Linked DNA regions of Mus musculus: region 2 is linked to region 1. Evidence: chromatin loops called from intact Hi-C (ENCODE). Cell type or tissue: heart. All regions are shown on one strand.

Region 1 (5,000 bases):
CTGCAGAAACCTCCTACCATCCAAACAGAGACCACTTCAGCACCCTCCTCCTGAAGTACTTGCCCATCTGCATAGGCTGGCAACCACAACAGCTAGGTGTAGTGTAGCAGTAGGTTGTTAATCCGTTCTAAACGCCCCTCCCGGATGGGTGCCTGTGTGCTTCTGACCACCCACTAAAATCCAGAAAGAAAGATACACACGCAGCCTTATTTTTAATGTGCCCTAAGCAGGTCAATGGCTAGGCCACTCCCTAACTCCAAATGGCTTACACACACACAGCCCTCCAACGTTCATGCGTTAATACTTAACAATCTATATTTCACCTTTGCTGCCCTAGGTCCTGCCGGGCAACCCTCCCTGGGGCCACTTTCCCCCTGTACCTACATGCCATGTTTCCAGGGTGGTCCGTCTCCTACCCTCTGCTCCTGGCCAAATCCCCTCTTCTTCCTCAGTCCCTTCCCAGGGATCCTAAAGGTCCCGCCTCTGTCTCCCTGCCCAGCCATTGGCCACCGGTAACTTTATTGACCAGTCAAAAAACCAACGGGGAACAGGCTTCCTTTAGTCCTACGTGGGGGTGGGGGGCACAGCCAACATTAGCATGAGAACACAAGCTGCTACCCTGTAGCTCTGCTTGGCCTAGTCCAGCAGGAGGAAAGTCTTGCTGCAATTCCCAGAAACCACTACCCCACAGTAGGTGCTCTCCAGTTCTTCCCGAAAACCACGAGAGCGAGCGCGCGCGTGCATGCACGCACACACACACACACACACGCACGCACGCACGCACGCACGCACGCACACGCACGCACCTTCACCTTGATTTTGTAAGTTTTGTTCAGTTTCAGATAAAGGCTCAGAGGCCATCTCAGTTCCCAGAAATGCTTCCGGCCACAGCTGGTGGCTCCTGCCCAGCCTCCACCCTCTCACTTCTTATTCTTCATGTGGAACATGCCCCAGCCTGACATATGAGATGCCTCTTCCTTTTACAACTCAGCAACCCTTCCCCCAACTCCAGGCTCCTGGCAGCTGTCTAGAGACCTTGAGGGGTAGGTGGGTAATGACTGTCCCTGGCTGCTGAGCTATGCTCCCACTGACTAGCTGGCACTACAAACCTCTAGGTCTTCCCTGTACTGGGCTGGGCTCACATCCCAGAGACTGTCCCTTAGGCAGACGCCAGATCCCTGACTAAGGCAGGCTTAAGTGTGTGTGTGTGTTGTAAAGGTCTGTGCTGGCTGCAGAGACAACAGGAGAGAGAGGGTGAACAGCTCAATTCCCCAGTGTCTTGTGGTGGAGGAAACTTCTTGACAACTCTACTGGTAGGACCACAGGATTCCCTCCAAGGAGAGGAGGAGAGAGAGAGAGAGAGGAGGGTTGGCAGGCACAGTAAGCTGTCAGGAGCTCTATTCTCCTTGGATCACCAACCCCAGTGACAATGTAAGGCCAGACCAGTCTTGATACAACTATCAGCTCCTAAGCCTTGGTTCTGCCATATTGTTGTATTCCTAATGGAGGAATGCCAGGTGGCTAGATGCTCAAATGCCCTACAGCTTTTCACTCCTTAGAGCTCTATGCTGTCCTAAACTCAGGGCTCCTGGAGACTTACGTGTAGGCTAAGGGCTTGGGGACCTGGGAGAGAGTAGATGGGGCCATTACTCCTGTGGGGTGAGTGAGCAGCAACAGATCTGAAATGTTTATTCATTGACATGCTCTGCAGCTGCCAGGAATGAAGGGTAGCAGGTAGCCCAAGCCCTTGGACAGCCCATGGCTGGCAGAGGCCCTGCTTGAACCAGATAGGCTACTGCCAATGGGCATTTATCACATCAGGATCTTAGTAGAGGCTCCGTGTCCCCACAGCAGCAGTGGAAGCATCTCCTTCCTGAGAGCTTTGTCACTTCTGCTGACATCTTACCACCACCCCGAGGGAGGGAGGGGGCGGGAGGCAGGGCTGCAGCTCCATGTAGCAGCTGAGACCAGAAATGTTTATGACACTGGTAATGCCATCAAGGGACACAGCTCTGACTTGGTCAAGGAACTGTGAGGCTATAGAAAATAGAACTCGGAGGTGGCACAGTTGAGAATCCAATGACAGGTGTCTCCAAGGGGCATGGCTATGTAGCACCATGGAAGCCTGCAGAAATGTTGCCCTGACCTCACTAACAGCCCAAGGCCCTAGGGAGACTAGTCTTCATTTTCCTAGCCTCGGTGGACGTCAGATACCCAGAGACTCACAGGCCTGGGGCAGGCTCTTTCCAAGAGGAACCACAATCGGTTATAGGAGACACTGAACTTGGTCACCTTGCACTTCATGCTCTAGGCCACAACAGGAAGACTGGACTTGGAAGAGTAGACTGAAACACCTGGCATGGGACAGGCGGTCTGAATGGAGAAGGGTTGTGGAGGGGGTGGAGAAACGTGGGATGTTCACAAACTAAAGTAAGGTCTCCACGATCATTTCCTCTGTGACCTCACTTTGCCTCTTGTAGCCTCAGTTCCTTGCCAGAGCAGTGGCTGTAGACAGAGCCCTCTAGTGGTGGCCAGGCAGTTGTAGCTTAGAAACCGTGCCACAGTTGAGACTACTGTGCCAGGAAGATTTCCTTATCCACTGAGAGATTTTGCTCCAATACAAAACAGGGATGGCCTGGAGAGATGGCTCAGTGGTTAAGAGCACTGACTGCTCTTCCGAAGGTTCTGAGTTCAAATCCCAGCAACCACATGGTGGCTCACAACCATCCATAATGAGATCTGACGCCCTCTTCTGGTGAGGCTGAATATAGTGCCATTTAGTGTTATTAGATATAAAAATAAATAAAAGAACAGGGACTAGTCTGGCACTCCTCCCACTTTGATGCTTAGGACTAACTAAAGGTCAGAAGGGTTAGGAAGAGGCATCTGCCACCTTGGATATATATGCAAGAGAGGATTCAGGCTGGGAAGGACCTGGAAACCTGTGGGTGGTCCTCTTTGGCCCTCTTTGGTCCTCTTTGGAGTTTTATAGGACAGGGTTTGGCTGGATGGACTTACAGTGTCCTGGCTGCTTTGGTGTAAGATGTGGACACCTCAGAGGTTTGAGACGGTCAGTGCTCTCCTTTCAAACCCCGTGCTAACTGGGAGCGCGAACATTAGAGAATGCACTAATCACTAATAAGAGTCGACATCCCTGGGAACTGCCCTCTCACAGCCAGCTCCTTTGTGCCTCTAATGCCTGACAGGTTCCAGGGCATTTATAGGGAAATGGCGGCTTTGGCTATTCCACAAAGTGTCTGAAAGGCCAGAAGGAAGGTGTTGGGCAGGGTAAGGATGAACCAGAATAGTAATGGGGTAAGGTGGGGCTTCCAGAGTTCCAAGGGCATCCAAGACCTTTCCTAAGGACTCCATGGGACAGTGGGTGGGTCCCAGTGCCAGGTTGCAGAGGTCATGAAGGCCATGGAGTTTCAGGAGGATCATACAGAATGAAAAACACAGAGCATGGGGACCCAGGATTTGCTGGGCTGCCCCAGAGAAGGAAAAGGAGGTCAGTGGGACCGGAAGGACGCATTCCCATTCTGCACGCTTCCCTCTCCTTCCTCTAAGGACAACCACGGAGCAAATAGAGAAGCGGGGGCAGAAGGGCTGGGGGGCGCCCAGACGGGACGGGCTTCTAGAGGTTGCGTTTGTCACAAAGTAGCTTTTATAGGTCCCGGAGAGGGCACAGCAAGGTGCAGGGCCGCTGGATGCTGCGGCTGCTAGGAGCCTCGATGGCTCGTACTTCTCTGTTCCTCCTCGCGCTCCTCCTCGGGCGGACCCAGGGAGGGTTCCCGGGCTGTGTCCCTGCTGCCTTCCAGGGACCCAGAACAGAGAGAGGGCTCAGACTCCGCTATGGAGCTACCGCTCGAGTCAGACAGCCGCGATTTGCGGGGTGTGCACACGGGAGCTCCCCTGGAGGGCATCGACTTGCGTGCACCAGGCCGTTCTGAGATAGCGGCCCGTGCGGAGGAAAGCGCAGAGGATGCGGCTTCACAGGTGGGCCGGGGAGGGTGAGGGTTAGCGTTAGGGTGAGGGTGAGGGTGAGGGTTAGGGTTAGGGTGAGGGTGAGGGTGAGGGTGAGGGTTAGGGTTAGGGTTAGGGTGAGGGTTAGGCAAGCGGTTAAGTGGGCGCGAGCTCGCCAAGCGCGGCCACAAGTCCGTAGTCTCCCCGTTGTAAAGGAGCACAAAGCGACGCTGTGACAGCAGAGGCAGCATCTTCTGACTGTGCAAGCTCTTTTGGCAGGTCTCAAGCGCCAGGTCTGTGGGAAGGCAAGGGAGCGACAAGGTGAATGGTGAGAGGGCAATTTGGGGCCAGCAACCTCTGGATGTCTAGAAACACGGGAGGAGGAGAGGGGTTCACGAGGGACTGGCTGTAGGTGGGAGAAATGACAAAGTGTGAGCAGAGGGCTTGGCTGCCATACAGATTATGGAGCGCTAGAAAACCAGACTTGTGGAGTCTGAACTTGGAGGCAAGTAGGACGGGGTGCCCAGAACTGGGGGTGGTGGGGGGATGCATATGGGAAAGTTGTGGTGTGGGGCTGCCCAGAGCTCACCCAAGGTCTCTATAACCACTCCGGGGATCACTGCCTTCAGGACTTCACAGTTGGTATGCAGGGCAGGGTTGGCGTTCATCTCCAGCAGCCACACCTGTGGCAGACAGTGCTCAGCACCATTCTCTACCCACCTACTGCTGTTAAGAAGCTGGGGCTCTGGTCCCTAATGAGCCCAGTGATTCCGGGCAGATTAATGGCTTTGCTCCCCTTGTTTGCTCAAGGAGTTAAGACTGATCGTGGGAGCTGCTCAGTTCCAGCAGGAGACCAGCTTTTTGTGCACATCCAAATCTAGATCTGAGTCCAGCCACTGGGCACGCTTATGTGCTCAGAGCGCGCAAGGGCCCCACCTCCCTGCACCTCCCTACCGGACCTCCTCTCCCCAAGACAGCACCTTGAAGTTTTCATCAATCAGGAAGTCACAGCCAATGAGGTCAAAGTAGCCCAGCTT
Region 2 (5,000 bases), 160 kb after region 1:
GACATGGAAGTAAAAGTGTATTGGTCCTATGAGGACAGGGTTGCAGGCTGGACACCTGGACCCTTCCCCCTCTCTGGTCTCACTAGCTCAAGCCAATGTGCACAGTGAACCCCAGCCTTGGGCAGAGATGTTCCAAGGCTGCAGTGCAGTAGACACCTACTGGATTCAGGATGACATAAGAAGGCTAACAATCATCTAACCATCTAACAATTGTCCCACCTCAGGTCTATCCAGCCCAAGTCCAACTCTAAGGGTCCAGTCAGGACCAGACACTTTAGGTGAAAGGACTTAAGAGCAAGATCCCAGCTGGGATCTTCACAGCCTTGTGTGGGCCAACACCTCTCCCAGGAAGTAAAGACCCACTTCTTTGCTCCATAGTCTGCCTGAGTCTGTGCAGCGAGGCAGCTCTGAGCCACAAAGTCAAGTTTGGGCAATGCAAGTCAGCCCCACCCTCCACCTCCTTATTTAGGGCCCCGAGGGCACCCTTTCTGACAGACATGGCTGGAAGATGTAGCCCGCAGCGCCCACAGGATAAGTCCAGGGCCCCCAGACACTTTTTGGAAAGGATTTCTAGGAAGGAGCCCCTTATTGAGGCGCTCTGGGGATTTGGGGTTCTGGAATGGAGGGAGCAAAAAAGACAATGGGCAGCTTTTCCACCTGCCTAGCTCCTGCGAGACACCTAAGACTTGCAGCACCTAAAGAACTTTATCTACCTGCGCCCCCCACCCCCAACTATTGTGGGAGATAACCCAAAGGGGGAAAGCTCACAGTTCTCACACCTCCCCCACCCCAGCCACACCCAGGAGCAGCGGGGAGGAAGTCGGGAAAATCCTGCAGGGACTTGGCAAAGTGCCTCGGCAGGGAGAGGAGGGGGCCCAGCGGGGGGATCCCATGAACACACGGTACTCTGAAGGAAGTCACCATCCTTCTCATTCCCAAAGAGTAAGAACAAATCCTGTTTCCAGCGAAGCGATTTGAGGGACGAGGAGAACCAGCAACGGATATTCCGAGGGTATCGACCCCATACCTATTCCAAGGTGCTCTCAAATTCAGCTGCAGTTGAAACAGAGCTAATTCTACCGTATGGCAGGAGAAACCCAGTCCTTTGAGCCCCTGCGCCTCGAGCACAGGAAACTCAGCCACAGCCCTCTGCCCATTTCTCTGCTCCGGCTCGGACACGCGTTCGCTGCAGCACCTTACGCAGGCTCCCCGGGTTGCAGATTAGACCACACACCCCTGACTCCCTGCAGACCACCCCTCGCCCTGGTAAAGGCCTCGCCACAGGTCGACTTCGTCCCCCCTCGTGCCTCCCCGAGCCCTATTCGTTCCTTTTGGCGAAGGTGTACACTTGTTCCCAACAAGAAAGAGGGGCTCTGGACAAGGGTGGGGGCGGGCACGACAGCAACCGGGGCCTGGACGCCGTGAAAGGAGCCACAGCGGCCCCGCAGTAACTTTCGCACCGAGCGGCGGAGTTTTCCGGGACCCGAGCGCCCCCCCCCCCCGGAGGCTCGGCGGTCGCCGAGGGAGCTCCAGCTGGGGCCGCAGAAACGTGCCGGGTTCGTTCCCACGGCTTGGGGACGGGGTCGCAGCGGGGCGGCCGGCACGCGAAGGGCGGGCCTCGGGGACGGGGACCACGGGGGAGAGGAGCCCCGGGCTGGGAATCCAGAGGGCTGGGTCTCGTGGGGTCCGGCCGGGGCCCACCTTGCAGGAGTAGGTGTGCTGCACCGGGTCCACGTTGAGGATCTCCTCCACTGTGCCGGTGAGCACCACGTTCGCCTCCTCCTCGCGCCGCTCCAAGGCGCGCTCCGGGCACGTCCCGCTGGCGCCCGGCACGGCTGGCGCGGCCGCCGCCAGGAGCAGCAGCAGCGGCAGCAGCGGGGCCGGGAAGCTCAGCCGCGGGCGGACCATGGCGCAGCCCGGAACGGCGGGAGGGAGCCGGGAGAGCGCGCGGGCCGGACCGCTCGGGGGGCAGGACTGGACCGCAGCGCGGCGGAGGAGGAGGGAGGGCGGACGGCGTGGGTGGGGCGGGGACTGGGCGGGGACGGGGCGGGGACGGCGTGGGTGGGGCGGGGACTGGGCGGGGACGGGGCGGGGACTGGGCGGGGACTGGCGGCCCCGCCCCGCCCCCTGAGGGCTCAGCCCGCCCCCCGCTCCCTGCGACCCGCGCGGGCAGCGAACAAAGCCCGGAGACTGCGGCGCCCGCCGAGCTGGGGCGGGGGCTCGGCCGGGTGGGTGGGTGGGTGGCCGCCTTGGGGGAGGGGGAGGCGTCGCGCCGGGGCCCCTCCCCCGTCCGCCTGAACTGTCCTCCCACCGGGAAATGCAGCTGAAGTCAGGTTGATGTATAATCGAGGGGCGACGTGCTGGGAATTCCAAGGGGCTCGCCCGGTCTGCACAGGAGACGCTGGCGGAGCCGGACCTTCCCTTCCCCAGCCTGACGCTAGGGCTGCGCGCAGAGGGCCCCGCGGCTGTCCCGGTGCCACCACAGGCCACGCCCCCTGCCGATGGCCGGTCAGCGGTGACTGTGCCGAATGCGCCCAGACCCGCCCAGTGTGATGCTCCTTGTGGACTTAAGTCTTCTCCAGTCTTGCTACAGAACCGTCCCCGCCCCCTCCGTCTCTCCCTCTGTGGACCAGAGCTTCCCCAGCTTGGCCTGGCTAAGTGCAGGATATAAACCGAGGCCCCCGGGAGCCAAGCTAGCACTAGACCTACAGGAGGTTGAAAGAACGCGCAGGGCGGTGGTGGCGCACTCGGGAGGCAGAGGCAGGTGGATTTCTGAGTTCGAGGCCAGCCTGGTCTACAAAGTGAGTTCCAGGACAGCCAGGGCTACACAGAGAAACCCTGTCTCAAAAAACCAAAAACAAAACAAACAAACCGAGAGAATGGGTGGGGGGGGGGGGGATAGGGGATTTTCTGGATAGCATTTGAAATGTAAGTGAAGAAAAAAATTTTGGAAAAAAAAAAAAACAAAAAAAAAACGAGAGAAGACACTATGCTATCTTCCATAGGCTGTTGAGCCAGAAGCCAGAGTGAAGTGTGAGTGTCAGCAGCTCTTCCTCCTGAGAAAGACTCCACCTTCTGGACCCAGATTTGAGGTCGCATCTACACAGTGGGCTCCAGCGTTGCTAGATCTGGCATCACCTAATCCAGATAAGCACAAACACACCAACCAGAAGGGGGTCTTCTGAGGTTCCACTCAAATTCTCTTAAAGGTCTGAAGGACCACAGAAGGACTTGTACTGACTTGCTTGTGCCCTAAGCGCACTCAAAGGCCCGAGTAAGCTGATAGAGGAAAAGACAAAGAGCCATCAGGCAGAAAGGGGGGTGAAGCTTTTTCAAATTGGGTGCCTCCTATCTGAGACATGATGTCCTTTGTGGACAGATGAGCCTCCAATTACTTGTGCCCATCTAACCTGCCTATAGTGGCCTCTTTATAGCCCCGATGAGGATGAGGTGTACTTGCTAACTACCATGTCCTAAACAGCAGGTGGCTGATTTGAATGGTGAGACCCCATCCTACCCTCTGTGAACTAGTGCAGGTGGGACTAGGAACACATACAAAAGAACACATCACCCTCCTTCACAGCTTACCCAGGTAAGAACATTCCTTCACTGTTCCCAAAGGATCTCAGCAGTTCACTGGTTCCATTAGGAGCCTCATCCTGCTACTGGTAGAAACTGGCCTAACCTGTCCCTGAGCCATATGTAGACATGGGGACATTTTTAGGGCCTGGCTGAGACTAAGGACTGGGTCCCAGCAAAAGTGTCTTTCTCCAGAAGTGAATTAATTACTCAAAGGGTCTGGAAGGGGCATTTCCTCACTAGGCTCTCACTGTGAAATCCTTGTCTCTTAACTTGGCAACCCAGAGCCTTCTCACCATGGATAGAAGGGCATTTCTGGAGAGGGACAAGCAAACAAGAGGCAGAGCTTTTTATTGCATCATCTTTTTTTTTTTTTGATATTTTTTCTAATTAGGTATTTTCCTCGTTTACATTTCCAATGCTATCCCAAAAGTCCTCCATACCCCCCCCCCCATCATCTTTTATAACCAACACTGGCTCTGGATGGGGGCCTTAGGCACACTGGTCCCCTCCCCCACCCCTCAGGCGCAAATGCTTGATCACTGTGCACTGGGGCTTTAGGCCATACTCCCCCAGCAGCTCCTTGTCCTCCATGGGCCTTCCCTCGAAGCTCAGCCAGAACTGGTCTTCGTGGACTTGTTCCCGCTGGGACACCTTCTTCTTAAGCGTGTCTACAGTCTGCGTCAGAAAGACCTCATAGATGTTGCTGTGGCCCCTTTCGTTCCTCACCAGGATGCTCAGAGGCTCGCTGCAGTTCTGTACCACTAGCATCACTGTGCTGCTGGGACCCAGACCCAGACTGGAAAGGGTAAGACCGTCCTGGAGCACTGCAGTTTGGTGGGCCAGGCGCTGCTGGAAAGCCGGCACACCAATCTTCTGGGCAATCTGCTTCTTCAGTTCTGACACCGTCATGGAGTTAGTCACGGACACCAGGAAATCGTTACCCCCCAGCATCTTCACCTTTAGGTCCCAGGCCTGCAAGCATCACATGGATTTAGGAGTGGTTCTCAACCCTCCTAATGCTATGACTCTAATAAAATGTTTCCATTCTTTAATACAGCTCCTGGAGTTGTAGTGACCCCCAACCATAAAACTGCTTTCATCACTACTTCATAACTGGTTTTGCTATATGCAGGATATCTGATATGCGACTCCTGTCAGAAGGTCATTCAGGCCCCCAAAAGGTTCCTGAATCCTTTGGCTGAGAACCACCGGCTTAGCAACTTTGGCTGGGAGTTACTACATGCAAAGCACCAGTCACAGGGCCAGCCCCCACGTCCATCCATGTCCCCCCCCACCCCCACCCCATCCTCTCCTCTATTAGGGGAACCATCCAGGTATATGATACGGAGGCCTCGGTTCTAAAGGGTCCCACAACCATCACATTGTTTCAGTTCACCCATAAAGATAGCCTTCTGGGC

Evidence for each region. Hi-C counts contacts between places; a loop is a spot of excess contacts. Peaks named below come from ENCODE experiments on the same cell type or tissue, not always from the same donor. Only the 100,000 strongest peaks of a DNase experiment are listed, where the experiment ranks them.
Region 2: a loop joins it to region 1, with 1.9 times the contacts of the local background. A loop is called at or near these places in 1 of 42 quality-filtered maps.

What each region holds. Positions count from the first base shown.
Region 1 is chr4:156,031,194-156,036,193 of GRCm38, forward strand. It overlaps Ttll10 (tubulin tyrosine ligase-like family, member 10), which reads right to left. Exons shown (of 12, transcript NM_001368641.1): 10 at 4,944-5,000; 11 at 4,553-4,646; 12 at 3,642-4,258. The coding sequence ends at 3,720. It overlaps Gm16008 (predicted gene 16008), which reads right to left and starts at 469. Exons shown (of 5, transcript NR_169176.1): 1 at 385-469. In heart, CTCF peaks have their summits at 2,525 (motif pointing left) and 2,729 (motif pointing left); DNase peaks (open chromatin) are centred at 518, 918 and 2,378; H3K4me3 peaks cover 2,541 bases; H3K27ac peaks cover 1,581 bases; H3K27me3 peaks cover 2,139 bases.
Region 2 is chr4:156,195,513-156,200,512 of GRCm38, forward strand. It overlaps Agrn (agrin), which reads right to left and starts at 1,976. Exons shown (of 36, transcript NM_021604.3): 1 at 1,702-1,976. The coding sequence starts at 1,908. It overlaps Isg15 (ISG15 ubiquitin-like modifier), which reads right to left. Exons shown (of 2, transcript NM_015783.3): 2 at 3,912-4,554. The coding sequence ends at 4,072. It overlaps Gm46878 (a long non-coding RNA gene), which reads left to right. Exons shown (of 4, transcript XR_003955191.1): 4 at 3,006-3,991. In heart, a CTCF peak has its summit at 2,484; DNase peaks (open chromatin) are centred at 829, 1,859 and 2,559; H3K4me3 peaks cover 2,878 bases; H3K27ac peaks cover 2,880 bases.